Regions from separate parts of the Homo sapiens genome. Here regions 2, 3 and 4 are each linked to region 1. The links are chromatin contacts, found by Hi-C or POLR2A ChIA-PET in ENCODE. All regions are on one chromosome and are shown on one strand. Each heading gives the region's core, a stretch centred on a gene start or an enhancer-like site at or near the end of the contact. The rest is flanking DNA. Distances are from core to core; before and after follow the strand shown. Region 1 holds the start of ZNF589 (zinc finger protein 589). Region 2 holds the start of PTPN23 (protein tyrosine phosphatase non-receptor type 23). Region 3 holds the start of NDUFAF3 (NADH:ubiquinone oxidoreductase complex assembly factor 3). Region 4 holds the start of ELP6 (elongator acetyltransferase complex subunit 6).

Evidence for each region. Hi-C counts contacts between places; a loop is a spot of excess contacts on that map. ChIA-PET counts read pairs that join two places held with the same protein, here RNA polymerase II (POLR2A). Pooled maps may share reads with other maps.
Region 2: a map with no recorded cell type shows a loop between it and region 1 (20-fold over the local background). The contact joins the promoter of PTPN23 here to the promoter of ZNF589 in region 1. A Hi-C loop is called at or near these places in 1 of 37 single-sample maps with no recorded cell type and 6 of 50 pooled maps.
Region 3: a loop to region 1 is called in a pooled map, with 21 times the contacts of the local background. The contact joins the promoter of NDUFAF3 here to the promoter of ZNF589 in region 1. A Hi-C loop is called at or near these places in 1 of 168 maps with a recorded cell type or tissue (B cell) and 7 of 50 pooled maps. POLR2A ChIA-PET finds 5 or more read pairs at or near these places in 1 of 52 experiments (MCF 10A).
Region 4: a map of CD8-positive, alpha-beta T cell shows a loop between it and region 1 (15-fold over the local background). The contact joins the promoter of ELP6 here to the promoter of ZNF589 in region 1. A Hi-C loop is called at or near these places in 1 of 168 maps with a recorded cell type or tissue (CD8-positive, alpha-beta T cell) and 9 of 50 pooled maps. POLR2A ChIA-PET finds 5 or more read pairs at or near these places in 1 of 52 experiments (activated T-cell).

What each region holds. Positions count from the first base shown.
Region 1 is chr3:48,239,531-48,243,080 of GRCh38, reverse strand. It overlaps ZNF589 (zinc finger protein 589), which reads right to left and starts at 1,977. Exons shown (of 4, transcript NM_016089.3): 1 at 1,867-1,977. The coding sequence starts at 1,909. RefSeq lists enhancers at 1,808-2,102, 1,293-2,210, 2,528-2,822.
Region 2 is chr3:47,379,156-47,382,705 of GRCh38, reverse strand. It overlaps PTPN23 (protein tyrosine phosphatase non-receptor type 23), which reads right to left and starts at 1,685. Exons shown (of 25, transcript NM_015466.4): 1 at 1,526-1,685. The coding sequence starts at 1,609. PTPN23-DT (PTPN23 divergent transcript) reads left to right here and starts at 1,214. Exons shown (of 1, transcript NR_185912.1): 1 at 1,214-3,550. RefSeq lists enhancers at 946-1,621, 1,663-1,882, 2,053-2,112, 1,622-2,299.
Region 3 is chr3:49,020,592-49,024,141 of GRCh38, reverse strand. NDUFAF3 (NADH:ubiquinone oxidoreductase complex assembly factor 3) reads right to left here and starts at 2,021. Exons shown (of 5, transcript NM_199069.2): 1 at 1,921-2,021; 2 at 1,604-1,796; 3 at 1,374-1,440; 4 at 1,166-1,266; 5 at 647-1,086. The coding sequence starts at 1,997. The coding sequence ends at 970. It overlaps MIR191 (microRNA 191), which reads left to right and starts at 3,433; the gene lies at 3,433-3,524. It also overlaps a transcript of DALRD3 not described here. RefSeq lists silencers at 1,631-1,680, 1,741-1,860, 1,901-2,000, 2,221-2,410, 2,447-2,649 and an enhancer at 2,165-2,934.
Region 4 is chr3:47,511,751-47,515,300 of GRCh38, reverse strand. It overlaps ELP6 (elongator acetyltransferase complex subunit 6), which reads left to right and starts at 1,589. Exons shown (of 7, transcript NM_001031703.3): 1 at 1,589-1,764. The coding sequence starts at 1,711. RefSeq lists enhancers at 1,625-1,734, 2,065-2,174.

The DNA.
Region 1 (3,550 bases), core at 728-3,227:
CTTTTTTTTTTTTAGAGTCTCATTCTGTTACCCAAGCTGGAGTGCAGTCATGCGATCTCGGCTCACTGAAACCTCTGCCTCCAAGGTTCAAGCAATTCTTGCGCCTCAGCCTCAGAGTAGCTGGGATTACAGGTGTACGGCACCACACCCAGCTTATTTTATTTTATTTTATTTTTAAAGTAGAGATGGGGTGTTGCCATGTTGACCAGGCTGGTCTTGAACTCCTGGGCTCAAGAGATCCTCCTGCCTTGGCCTCCCAAAGTGCTGGGATTACAGGCGTGAGCCACTGCACTCAGCCAAAATTCAAATTTCAATGTCTATAAAGAAAGTTTTATTGGAACACGGCAATGCTCATTCGTTTACCTATGGTCTTTGGCTGCTTTCACACAACAGCAGACCACTAGTCGTAACAAAGACCGTGTGGCCTACAAAGCCTGAAACATTTACCACCTGGCCCTTAAAAGAAAACGTTTGCAAGACCAGGTGCAGTGGCTCACGCCTATAATCCTAGCACTTTGGGAGACCGAGGCGGGAGGATCCCTTGAGCCCAGGAGTTGGAGACCAGCCTGGGCAACATAGGGAGACCCTGTTTCTAAAAAAACCAAACAGAAAAAAATTTGCCCAGCCCTGTTCTAGACTGTTCCTGTTGTTACATCCAAAGTCATTTGGGGCCGGGTGTGGTAGCTCCCACCTGTAATCCCAACACTTTGGGAGGCCGAGGCAGGTGGATCATCTGGGGTCAGGAGTTCAAGACCGGCCTGGCCAACATGATGAAACCCCGCCTCTACTAAAAATACAAAAAAATAGCCGGGCGTGGTGGCGTGTCCCTGTAATTCCAGCCGCTTGGTAGGCTGAGGCAGGAGAATCGCTGGAACCTGGGAGAAAGAGGTTGCAGTGAGCAGAGATCGCCCACTGCACTCCAGCCTGGGCTACAGAGCAAGACTCTGTCTCCAAAAAAAAAGTCTTTTGGGCCGGGTGGGGTGGCTAACACCTGTAATCCCAACATTGTGGGAGGCCAAGGTGGGTGGATTGCTTGAGGCCAGGAGTTCGAGACCAGCCTGGCAAATATGGCGAAATCCCCTCTCTACTAAAAATACAACAGCCGGGGTGGTGAGGCGCCGCCTGTAATCCCAGCTACTCCGGAAGCTGAGGCACGAGAATCACTTGAGCCTGGGAAAGCGGAGGCTGCAGTGAGCCTAGATCCCGCCACTGCACTCCGGACCGACTCAAAAAATATAAAAATATAATATACTCCGGGCGCGGTGGCTCACGCCTGTAATCCCAGCACTTTGGGAGGCCGAGGTGGGCGGATCACGAGGTCTGGAGTTCAAAACCAGCCTGGCCAACATGGTGAAATCCCCGTCTCTACTAAAAATACAAAAATTAGCCAGGCGTGGTGGAGGGCGCCTGTAATCCCAGCTGCTCGGCAGGCTGAGGCAGAGAACTGCTTGAACCCGGGAGACGGAGATTGCAGTGAACGGAGATCGCGCCACTGCACTCCAGCCTGGGCGACAGAGCGAGACTCCGTCTCAAAATAAATATGATATAATATAATAATACAAAATGCTGTTCTTCAGTTGCACTCCACACATCTCAAATGCTCAGCAGCCATTTATGGCCAATGACTGCCGGAGTGCACAAGTGCAGGATGCCCGGTGAAGAGTCGTGGAGTGAGCACCGTGGAGACTGTACGGGACACCTAGGGAGGAACCTGGCCCCCCAGGGGAGTAAGAGCCGCTGTAGGGGTAGTCAGCGCCTCACACAGCTCGCACCCCACGCGCATCCCTGGTGGATACGGCCGACGCCTGCGCGGCGCCTGCGGCTGGAGCACCGAATGGGGGAGGCGATCTCGCGGCCCCGACTCACCTTCCGCAGTCCAGCCCAGTAGCTGCTCCCGCGGGGCCCACATCTGCGCGCGCACGCACGCACGAAGCAAACGAGGTAGCAGCACCGTGTGTGAAACGGATTAGAATGCGCACCGCGGGCCACTGGCGGCGCCAGAAGAAAGAAGCAGGACTGGGTGAAGTGCGTCACCGCGCGGCGCGCAGCCTGCCGGGAAGCGTAGTTCTCGGGGCGAAATGCGGCTTGTGCAGGGCGAGAGAAAATGCTGAGGCGCACTTTGACCTTCTAGGTCCCCCTCGGCCGCAATATTTGGGGTTGTGCTTACCACAGGTACCCATAAGCAAAATATAGTGTTGTTTTCCATGGTTGTAAACATTATATAAATACACTTACAATGCCTGCTACTAGCTCTTTTGCGCAGTTCTATAATGACACGTGTTGACCTGTTCATTGTGTGTTCACTGCTGTGTGGTATCTAATGTAGAAATACACCAGGACTCCAATTGGACAGACTCATGCGCATCCATGGAGAGCTTCTCAAGGACAGTGGTTCGCAAACTTGTTGTTGTTAAAATCCTTTTACACTCTTAAAAATTACTGAGGACCCCAAAGAGCTTTTGAAACCGCCTTTGCAAAATTATACCTAAGGAAATTATGATGTTATAGGAGTTATTAAGAAATTATTTTAAGCAGATAGAGAAGGAAAGGGGTCCTTGGGAAGTTTTTGTTTCTTTTAAAGCAGCTCCAGAAAGGTTTCTTGTCTAGCAGGAAAGCCTGGGCTCCTAGAGCAGGATGGCAAGCTTTGATATGGAAATACAGGCCATTAGAAACTGGACGCACCCAAACATGGCGATTCCCGCCGTCCTTTTCTTTGCCCTGACATGTGCCTGGCAACATGGCCACCCCCCACATATTCCCACGTGTGTAGAACTTCATGGAGCCCTACATTTGCATATTAAAAAGCTAGGGTGGGAGGGCCAGGTTTTTGGCTGCCACATAAATGACACATCTGATCAAACTAATCCCCTGAGCCCTATGGAAACCAGACACCGCCTCCTCCAGCATCCTCAGATAAGCAGCCACTTTTCCGCACACGGCGCTTTCTCTTTGTTGGAATCCCCGCTCCCTCTGTCTCTGTATGGGGGAGCTGTTTTCGTCTTCCTTCCTTCTTTCTTGCCTATTAAACTTTTCGCTCCTTAAAACCACTCCACGTGTGTCTGTGTTATTAAGCCTATCAGAGACCAAGGACCCTGGTGTTCCTCCAGTCATCAGAGCCTTATCAATGACAGTAAAAGATATCAGATCTAACCCACCTCATCTTCCTTTCAACCTCTAAACTGTCTTTGTCCACTTCTGGGCATAGGCCAAAGTAGCCTTGGGAAGGAATTCAGTTTATAGCTTAAATAATAGCCCTTCCCAAGGGCTAAACTGTTCTTGTAAAATGAATGAAAGGCCACCAGCCACCAAATTAGGATGAGAAGGGCTGGAATTCTAAATATTACCAGCCATTATTCCAGAGGCCCTAAGACGCACAACTTCCCCAATTACTCTTTTGAAGCACAACTTCCCCAATTACTCTTTTTTTTTTTTTAGGGAAAAGAACACGGAGTCTCACTCTGTCTACCATGCTGGAGTGCAGTGGTGCCATCTCGGCTCACTGCAACCTCCCTCTCCTGGGTTCAAGCGATTCTCCTGCCTCAACCTCCTG
Region 2 (3,550 bases), core at 436-2,935, 860 kb after region 1:
AAAAAAAAAAAAAAAAAAAAAAAAAGAAAAGAAAAAGAAAACAGGAGTTCTGTTGTGTCTTAGAAAAATTCATCCAATTGTATTTGTATGAAACAGCAGATGAAGGCCTGTAATCCCAGCACTTTGGGAGGCCGAGGCAAGCGGATCACCTGATGTCAGGAGTTCGAGACCAGTCTGACCAACATGGCAAAACCCCATCTCTAATAAAAATACAAAATTAGCCGGGCATGGTGGCGCATGCCTGTAATTCCAGCTACTTGGAAGGCTGAGGCAGGAGAATCGCTTAAACCCGGGAGGCTGACGTTGCGGTGAGCCGAGATCGTGCCATTGCACTCCAGCCTGGGCAACAAGAGCGAAACTCCGTCTCAAAAAAAAAAAAAAAGGTAGGAAAAAGAAACAGCAGATGAAGAAGAGAGCAACGTCTGGATAACCGTTAACAAAATTCTAGAATTTTGGATCAATTACCCTCATTTCCTGGCCCCAAGAGGCTAGATGATGGACTCAAACACTGTCTGAACTAAGGCAATGGTGTATGGCGATTAGAGGGGAGACAGCTTCTTGGGAAACTACTTCCAAACCCATTTTCTTTTTCCTATTTGTCTTCCCAAGCGTCTCGCTAAGTGGTGCACCATCTAGATTGGGGCTTACTCTGGCATCTGCTGTGCTAAGCCCACAAGGCCCCCCACCTGCGACGGCCTCCTGGTTGTTCCTTTTCATTTCTGCTCTAGCCCTCAGTGCTACCAATACAGCGGATGTCTCGGAGGGCACCTGTGTTCAATCACCACACCTGAACCTCTCCACAGAAGTTCCTTGCCTTAGTCAACGCCAAACCTGCCCGTCTGTTCTTCCAACACAGTAAGATTTCTCTGAGCTCTACAACACTGTTTATGCCCTCCAGTCGGTTACGAAAAGCAGTAACCCTCCTAAAAATGTCGTGGGATTGTATTGTTTGGTCCAAAGAGACTCCCGAATGGGAGACCATACAGAATCGCAGCAATTGTAAAACAAACCCTCACCGCAGGGGTCGGGCATCTCCCTGGGCCACCGGGGCTCACGTCTTAAACACACGCCCCTGAGCCATCCCCAGTGTCTGTCCCAGGCGGGCGTGGACTTGACAGCGCACCGAGGGCCGGGCGCAGCAAAAGAATCCGCACGGTCAGGGCCGCCCACCGCTCCCGCGCGGGGCGGTCCTGGCATGGAGGAGGGGCGGGGCAGAACTGGGTCCGAGCGTCAGAAGGAGGAAGTGTGCTGCCTCAGTGGGAACAGCGGATGACTCGGGGCAGAAGTCGGGAACCGGGTTCAGATGAAGATGCAGGTGCTAGCACGGGGCTATCGGGGAGGAGAAGAATGGCCTGCGGGCGCCGGGGTGTGGGACAGGCTGAGGAAAACCGGCGAAGGCCCCTCCTGGCCTCACCGGACCCTGCGACCGGGCCTGAGGAGGTGATGGGCGCGCAGGGGGGCGTCACGCGCTTGCAGACGACGGAGATACGCGGCGGATAGGGGGGAAGATGGAAGGCAAGCTCACCTTCTTCACAGCTGGCTGGAAGTGAAAGTCACCGGCCTCCTTCAGGTCCAGCCAGATCATGGGCATGCGGGGCACGGCCTCCATGGCGGCTGGCACCCGCCGGCCACCCGGCCACTCCCGTAGCTGCTGCAGCTGCTGGCTCAGCCACGAGCCCAGCCCCGCCCCTTCGTGCCGGAAGTCACTGGTCACGGGAGGGAATGAAAAATGCCAGCGGCCTGCCGGGAGTTGCAGTGAACCCAGCCACCCGCTCGCGTAGTCTTTTGCGCAGGCGCTGTCCCTGTTGCGCATGCTCAGTCTTCTTCGCGCGGAGGGAGTAGGGCGGGGAGGAGCTCGCCAGCCCGAGGCGAAACGGCTTCTGGGATAGTAGTCTTCATCCACTAAACTGAGAGGCGCGGAGCGAGCTTATTCCCCGCTCCCGGGCCAAGCCCAGCTGCGGGTCCCGCCCGCCGCGCTCCTCCCTCCTAGGAAGAGCATGAGACCTCACCTATGAACTTGCCCTCCCACGTATTGTCAAGAGCCGTGGAGGACTGGTGCTGTGGTAGAGATGACGTGGCGGGCGGGCCGCTGGAAAGAGATGACGCGAAAACGGGCCTTAGAGAGGGTGCGGAGGGAGCACCTGGCCTGAAGGAGTCGGGGCTGAGAGCTGGGGGTTTCAGTCCCAGTGCTGCGAAGGCTTTCGAGCTTTGGAACAGAATCACTGACCGGAGACTGGCCTACTCAGCCCAGCCTGGGAGGCCGGGCAGTGCCCAAGGGAGACGGACGATAGGGAGGGAGCGCCTGGATGGAGGGTCTCAAGCGGAGTGAGGAGGCCCCGGGCCCTGTGGGGAAGTGGGTGGGGGAAGGTATACGGCCAGGTGAGCACCCAGGGACGCCCACAGTATCTGGAAGGAGACCACGGAATGGAGAGCACCTGTTGCCTCTGGAGAGGGGACCTATAGAGCAGGAATTGTTAAATCATATGGCTGTATCACCTACTTTTAGAAATAAATAATAGGCTACTCGGGAGGCTGAGGCTGGAGGTTCAATCGCTTGACCTGGGAGGCGGAGATTGCGGTGAGCCTAGATCTTGCCACTGCTCTCCAGCCTGAGCGACAGAGCGAGACTCCGTCTCAAAATAATAATAGTAACAATAGAAATAACAGAGAATGGCCTGGAGATAGTGAGTGCAAAAGTGCGAGCTGGGAGATCAGTGAGCCTTTTGTAGTCTTCCAGGAGACAGGTGATTGTGGCTTGGAGCAGAGGGAAGTAAAAAGTGAGCAAAGAAATATTTTGCCCACTTTGAGAAATATTTGAGGAATATTTTGGAGACAAAAGTATCAGAACTTGGAATGGATGGATGTAAGGGCATGAGGACGTCGAATATGATTTCCAAGCTTCTGGCTTGTGCAGGTGGGTGGCTGTGGGGCTGTTTACTGATAAGGGAAAACAAGGGAAGAGCAAAGGTTCAGGTCCGTGTTAAGCTCGAGGTCAAGGCCTTTGACTCGTTCTGGATGAAATGTGGAGACCACGATGCCGGGTGCGGTGGTTCACGCTTGTAATCCCATCACTTTGGGAGGCCGAGGCGGGCGGATCGCTTAAGCCCGGGAGTTCAAGACCAGCCTAGCCCACATGGCCAAACCCCGTCCCTACAAAAAATATAAAAATTAGCAGGACATGGTGGCTCATGTACGCCTGTAGTCCCAGCTACTCAGGAGGCTGAGGCGGGAGGAACCTTGAGCCCGGGAGGCAGAGGTTGCAGTGAGCCGTGATTGTGCCATTGTACTCCAGCCTGGGCGACAAAAGTGAAACCATGTGTTAAAAAAAAAAAAAAGAAAAGAAAAAGAAAAATTATGGAGACCGTGGGATGTGGGTGGGATCTGGGATTCTAAGACAGGCTTCACCCACAAGGTAGAGCCCAGGTCCCTTTGTTGTGAGACCTCAAACCCTTTCAAGACTTAGTCAAGGGCCTAGCTTCATTCCAGTTGGAGTTAGAGCAGAAGAAAATGAAATTACATGAATGTTCATAGCAGTACCATTTCACAGTAG
Region 3 (3,550 bases), core at 772-3,271, 780 kb before region 1:
TGACTATAGCTATAGCTATGGCTCTTGGGGTTTCAGTCTCACACTGAGCATCTGACTCTGGCTCCCAAGGGGTCAAAGAACAAGCCCTGGGACTGGCATACACAGGGCATCCTGCTAGCCCATAGCTTGGCCATATAGGACCAGGTCAACACACATATATATTCCCTAACTTGAATCTCTCTCGGCCAGGCACATTGGCTCACGTCTGTAATCCCAGCACTTTGGGAGGCAGGTGGATCACTTGAGATCAGGAGTTCGAGACCATCCTGGCCAACATGGTGAACCCTTTCTCTACTAAAAATACAAAAATTAGCTGGGCGTGGTGATGCATACCTCTAGTCCCAGCTACTCAGGAGGCTGAGGCAGGAGAATCACTGAAACCCAGGAGGCGGAGGTTGCAGTGAGCTGAGACTGCGCCACTGCACTCCACCCTGGCGAAAGAGCAAGACTCATCTCCAGAAAAAAAAAAAAAAAAAAAAGCCCAGTGTAGTGGTAGGGGCCTCTAATTCCAGCTACTCAGGAGGCTGAGGCACGAGAATCGCTTGAATCCAGGAGGTGGAGGTTGTAGTGGGCCAAGATCACGCCACTGCACTGCAGCCCGGGCGACAGCGAGACTCCATCTCAAAAAAAGAAAAACAATCAGCGATTTTGTGAGAAAAGCCGTTGAGGTCCTCTCAAATCTGCATGTGAGCAAGTAGGTCTACAACAGGCAAACATACTGCTTCCCGACTTCTGAAAAGTCAAGGAATCCTAAGTAATCTAGATGAAAAAGTGACTCCTTGGTTTCTTCACATTCCCCTCCAAGAGCCCAGTGAGCCATCAGCTCCTGGCCAGCAACACACCTGATACAAAATGGGAGAAGTGTATAAATTATTATGTTGATAAGCAAGATAAGTGCCAAAGGGTAGATAAGAGTGAAAGCATTGGGAAGCCTGGCAGAGTGCAGTCAGCAGGTCAGTTCCTGGCGGTTCATTGAGCAGCTTGGCCCAAAGATGTAAGTGAAGTCCCTCCTGGTGGAGGGATGAGAGCAGCTCCAGTTACTCGGCCTTCATGACACAGGAAGTTGAAGGTGGCACAGGCATTGGGCTGCAAAGAAAAGGCCAGCATCAGCCTGTCTAGCGCCAGGCCTGTGCTCCCCGCAGCATGCCCCAGTCCCGGGACTCACCGTGTCCTGCACTTCCACAGCAATGCCCCGCTGCCTCATGGCTTGAAGCACCTGGGACTGCAGCCTCTCGGTCCGGTCTCCAGTCCCCACCACCACGATCTCTAGGGAAGGGTGGGTGTGGCTAGTCTACAGTTCTGTTGAGAGGCTGCAGTGGGGGTCGCCTTCTGGGGCCCAGAACACCTCTGTTCTCCCTCCCCTTCCCCAGTACCTATCCGGGGCTCCAGCAACCAGAAGAGGGAAAAGCTGTCTTCGGTGATGTCCTGGTGGGATCCCACCTGTGCAGGGAGGAGGCACATTTAATACGACAAATCCACGCAGCCTCTCCCCATCTCCATCCACTGCAGGAGGAGACAGAGGAAAGCCAAGTTTGCAGGGACCAAGCAGGGTGAGGGCCTGTGACTCTGGGCCTCAGTTTCCACACTGCGGGCCAGGACTCACGTTCCACTGCACCACCGAGTGCGGGAGCAGAGCGCAGGGGCCGAGCACGCGGTTTCCGTTTATCATGAAGCCGCGGCTGTTGTAGCTGTCGATGTACATTGCCTGAGCGGCCTCGCGTTGCAGCAGAGAGATGCGCGTCCGCTGATACAGCTCGTCATCCGCCGGCGAGAGCCGATGCCCTCGCCGCGGGGCCCTGCGGAGGGAAAGGGTCAGGGGCGCGGGGCCGGGCCGGGCAGCCCGAGAGGCCGGAAGGTGCTGGGCTGGCAGTCGCCGGCCCTAGGGGGCTGGATGGTCGAGGGCGCGGGGTCCAAGCTCACCAGGGAAGCTCAACGGGCGGACAGCGCAGCGAGGGTCGCGCTCGGTACAAGCTACGTAGCGCGAGAGCGGTGGCCATGGCTGACCAACGCGCGGCGAAGTCGTCACCGGCGCCGTTAGTCCCCGGGTTGGGAGGGCCCTGCGGAGCCTGACCCAGCGTGGCTGCAGCGCCCCCTGCGTCCCGGAGGGCACCGCACAGCTCGACCGGCCCAGCAGGCGAGTGTCCTCAGTCTTAGGAGGCCGAGTTCCCCGACCTCCGGCGCAGCTCCAGTGTCAGCACCTGCCGCCCTCCCCGCCCCGGGCCCTTGCCCATAGTCCCGGGGGAGTGGAACACCTGGCAGCGTGGCCACCCTCAGGGCGTTGCCTGGGCCGCAGCCGCGGCCTGGCCCCCGGGCTCTCAGCTATTAAGCCGCGCTCCCGGGGCGGGGCGACCGCCCACCTGGTCGCGTCCCGAACACCTGGCCAGGCGGTGGGTGCCAGACTTCTAGCCCCTAATTCCAGCCTTTGGGGCTTCGGGCACCGTGGGCGGGGCAGCCGGCTCAAGTTTCTCCGGCTAGACGCGGAAGCACGCCCCGCCCTAACCGTCACCCGCGCGACCGTTGGCCTCTCCGCAGCGCGCGGAGAGGGGCGTGGCCGAGCGTGGATTGGCTTCTCGGGTTCTCTAGGGGGCGTGGCCAGGTGGTTTCTCCTTAAAATGGCTCCAAGTCTGCAGGCAGCCAGAGCAAGCGGAAGGGCAAGCTGTGATAGTGTTTGGGTGGCTGTTCGGCTGGCCCAGACCAGGCCGAACCGGACCAGACTTGAAGTAGAAGCGCGTGGAGCATCACCTTGTCCTCGTTCACTCTGCTCGCGTCCTGGGAGTCCCCCGTCCCCCGTCTTGATCCAAGTCAAGGGCCTACTGGCGCGAGAGTCGCTGGCCCCCGCGCGGGGTTTGGGCATCTCGGCACGCCGGCTCTGTCGTGGCCTCAGGGGAACATTGTCGCTTTCGCTACCCGCGGGGCCGGGCGAGCGGGAAGCTCGGCACAGTGGGAGCCTGGTGGTGGGTCTCCTGGGGCCGGTCGCAATGGGTTTCCGGGGGTCCCGCGGCTGCTCTGTGGACCCCTTCGGCCCCTGGTGCTCCGGGCGCTGGCAGCGTCACCGGACAAAGGCCACCGAGCGCGGGGGTGTCCCCGAGGTGGACGCGCGGGTTTACTTCCTCTCCGGCCCCACGGGCGCGCTTCCCTCCTGACGGATTCCGAAGCCCGCCCCACCACCGTCACCGCACCAGTGGCCCAGGCTTCGTGGGACCAACAGGGCTAATCCTGCCCCACGGATCTAATCCGGATCGGGACCCGGTCCCAGGGGAGGCCCCCACCTCCCCTTCTATTGTTCTGTGGCCCAGGTGAGCGTCTTGTTCCCTCTAGACTCCGTTTCACAACCTACTCCCGGGTCTTCCTCCTGGGACTGGGGATGGGCGGGTTCTGATGTGGCCCCAGGGCGAGTGACCTGGGGGCAGGAGCTCCCCCGCCCCCCGCCAACGGCTGGACAGCGGGCAACGGAATCCCAAAAGCAGCTGTTGTCTCCAGAGCATTCCAGCTGCGCTTGGATTTCGTCCCCTGCTCTCCTGCCTGAGCAGCGCCCTGGCCCAGATGGGGT
Region 4 (3,550 bases), core at 340-2,839, 730 kb after region 1:
TTGTAGTTTCCACAGAAATGACCCTGGGTCCCCTTTGCAGTCCACGCCAGATTAGGACTCCACACACAGCTGTGCTGTGCTTTGAGCATATCAAACACCGGTTCACTTAAATTTCACCTGAATTCGACTCTTTCCCAAATCATATAACAATTATTTTAGTGACTGTCAATAAACTTGACTTTGGTGGAATTACAGGTTTGTCCACTGATCTGAGGCTGATTGGGCTAGAACAAAACTATATACGGTATAATAGATATAAATGTTATGGAAAAAAATAAAAGCAAGGAAAAAGAAGTGTTGGGAAAGGGACAGTTTGTGATTTAAGTAAGGTGCTCAGGGAAGGCCTCACGAATAAAGTGACATCGGAGCAGAGACCTGAAGGAAGTGGGGAATTTTAAAATCAGCTTAATATCTGGGAAAAGGGGCATTCCAGGAAGAGGGAAGAGTTAGTATAAAGGCTCTGAGGACAGGCATACAGGGCGTGTTGCAACCACACTGTTTTTTAACGAAGTCTCACACTGCTGCCCAGGCTAGAGAGCAATGGCGTGATCTCGGCTTACTGCAACCTCTGCCTCCCAGGTTCAAGCGATTCTACTGGCTCAGCCTCCCGAGTGGCTGGGATGACAGGCGCCCCCCACCACGCCAGGCTAATTTTTTGTATTTTTAATAGAGAAGGGGGTTTCACTATATTGGCCAGGCTAGTCTCGAACTCCTGACCTCGTGATCCCTCCGTCTAGGCCTCCCAAAGTGCTGGCATTACAGGTGTGAGCCACCGCGCCCAGCCGCAACCACACTTTCTTAGTGAGACCCACCCTGACAACCTCTTTAATTCTGGAACCTACCCCTGCCCCCATTGGTACTCTCTAATCCCACTTTGCTTTTCTCCACACAACTTTTCAAGATATAATTCCGTGTCGGCCGGGCGTGGTGGCTCATGCCTGTAATCCCAGCACTTTGGGAGGCCGAGGCCGGCGGATCACGAGGTCGGGAGATCAAGACCATCCTGGCTAACACGGTGAAACCCCGTCTCTACTAAAAATACAAAAAATTAGCCGGGCGTGGTGGCGGGCGCCTGTAGTCCCAGCTACACTCGGGAGGCTGAGGCAGGAGAATGGCGTGAACCCAGGAGGCGGAGACTGTAGTGAGCCGAGATCGCGCCACTGCACTCCAGCCTGGGCGACAGGGCAAGACTCCGTCTCAATTAAATAATAATAATAATAATAATAATAATAATAATAATAATAAATTCCCTGTCCTTTGTTTTTGTTCATCGATGTAGCCCAAGCTCCCAGGAGTGTGGGGCATACAGAAGGCGCTTGACAGCCACGTGTGGAGAAAAGGAGCCCGGGGCTGGGCAGAGAGCGAGGCCAAGGGAAGAAGAATACTCGGTCGCGTGGAGCCTTGGGGGCCCACTGGGAGGGCTCGGGCGCCACGCAGATCTGCGCGGAATGAGCCGCCAGAGGCCGCTGGCAGTCGCACAGAGAAGCCCATCGTTTCCTACCACCTGGGACTCGACGGACGTCTACGCGCGTGCGCAGCGGTCCCATCGAGGCACCCGCCTCATTGGCTGTGGCTGGCTCGCAAAAGTGGCATTGCGCATGCGCGCTTCCTTGCGCGAGCCGGGCTGTCGGGTGTGTTTTGCTCTCCAGCCTCCGTCGTCTCTGCAGCACTCCGGGTTCTCCTCCAGAGCGCTAGTCCCAGGAGCTCGGAATGTTCGTGGAACTTAATAACCTGCTTAACACCACCCCCGACAGGGCGGAGCAGGTAAGAGGTCCCGCTGGCCGGAAGGGGGCGGGACCTGGCAGGGCAGCGGAATACTGCATCCGGGAGGCGGTGCGCACGACCCCGGGGAATGGCGCGACGACCCGGCACGGGGTACCTGGGAGTTGTAGTCCGCAGAGGATCGACCCGGGGATTGGACTGGAGGCTTGGGCCCGCCGAAAGTGGGCTTCTGGGCCATCTCGCATATTCTCAACGGCTGTGCGTGTCCTTAAAAGTCCCTGGGAAGCGGCCGGGCGCGGTGGCTCACCCCTGTAATCCCAGCAGTTTGGGAGGCCGAGGCGGGTGCATCATCTAAGGTCAAGAGTTCGAGACAAGTCTGGCCAAGATGGTGAAACCCCCGTCTCTACGAAAAATACAAAAATTAGCCGGGCGTGGTGGCTCATGCCTGTAATCTCAGCTACTCGGGAGGCTGAGACAGGAGAATTGCTTGAACCCGGGAGGCGGAGGTTGCAGTGACCCGAGATCTCGCCACCGCACTCCAGCCTGGGCGACAGAGCGGGACTCCACCTCAAAAAAAAAAAAAAAAAGTACCTGGGAAGCATGGCCGACAGTGGGGTTGGGTTATATTCGCGGACGTGAACTGTGGCGCGCTGTGCATGTTCACTGGGGTGGGGGGTCCCAGGCGCTCAGAGGAGACTGCAGAATAGGCCCGAGAGGAGAGGGGAGTTCGTTTCGCCGCCGTCTTCATGGGCGAGCTTCCTAACCGCCACCTCGCCCCGGAGCAATTGGCACATTGTATTGAACGCTGCTGTTCTTCTTACTCTTCCTCCTTGTGATCTCTAATAGAACTGTTAGAAGCAGGACAGAGCCAAATTGGCTTGGACCAAGTCCGTCTTGGGCACCCCAGGCTGGCCTGTTCTCTCCACCCTCCTCACACTCCGGGGTACCTTGAAACCTTTCACATTTTAACGTAGGAGTAACCTCTTTCAGGAGTGTATCTTTTGGCTTATTTATTTATTTATTTATTTTTGATGGAGTCTCGCTCCCTCGCCTGGGCTGGAGTGCACTGGCGCGATCTCGGCTCCCTGCAACCTCACCTCCCGGGTTCAAGTGATTCTCCTTATTCAGCCTCCCAAGTAGCTGGGATTGCAGGCGTGCGCTACCACACCGGGCTAATTACTTGGCTGATTTTTTTTTGTATTTTTTGTTAGAGACGGGGTTTCACCATGTTGGCCAGGCTGGTCTGGAACTCCTGACCTCAGGTGATCCGCCCGCCTCTGCCTCCCAAAGTGCTGGGATTACAGGCGTGAGCCACCACGCCCAGCCTGGTTTATTCATAATCTTTGTCTTCCTAATGAAATGGTAAACTCCTCCAGGCAACCAGGATACTAAGTGTCTAAAGCCTTTTTATGACCCCATAGCGCCAAATTGTAGCTTTCAGTAGATCCTTGTGGATTTTAGTTGCCAGGCAGTTCTTGTCCAGATGACTCTGATTACCTTGCCAGTTACCACTGGCACTTCCAAAGTCAGCCTAGGGCCAGGTGAAAGAATGGAGTAATCAAGTGGGCACCAGGAAATGACAGCACTAGGGGTAACACTGAAGGTCTGACGATGTGATCTTTCACATTTTGTAAGTGAAAAAACCTGAAGCCCAGAGAAGTTAAGGCATTTGTGGAAGGTCACACGGCAAGGAGGTGGCATGCATGATATCACTTGATCCTGACCTTCCCTGTCACTGACAGAAATAGAGGTGAATGGAGCAGGACAGTCAGGCTCTGCAGAGACCACCCTTAGAGGTCTTTCTAGAGCTCTCCATGATCAGGCCTCT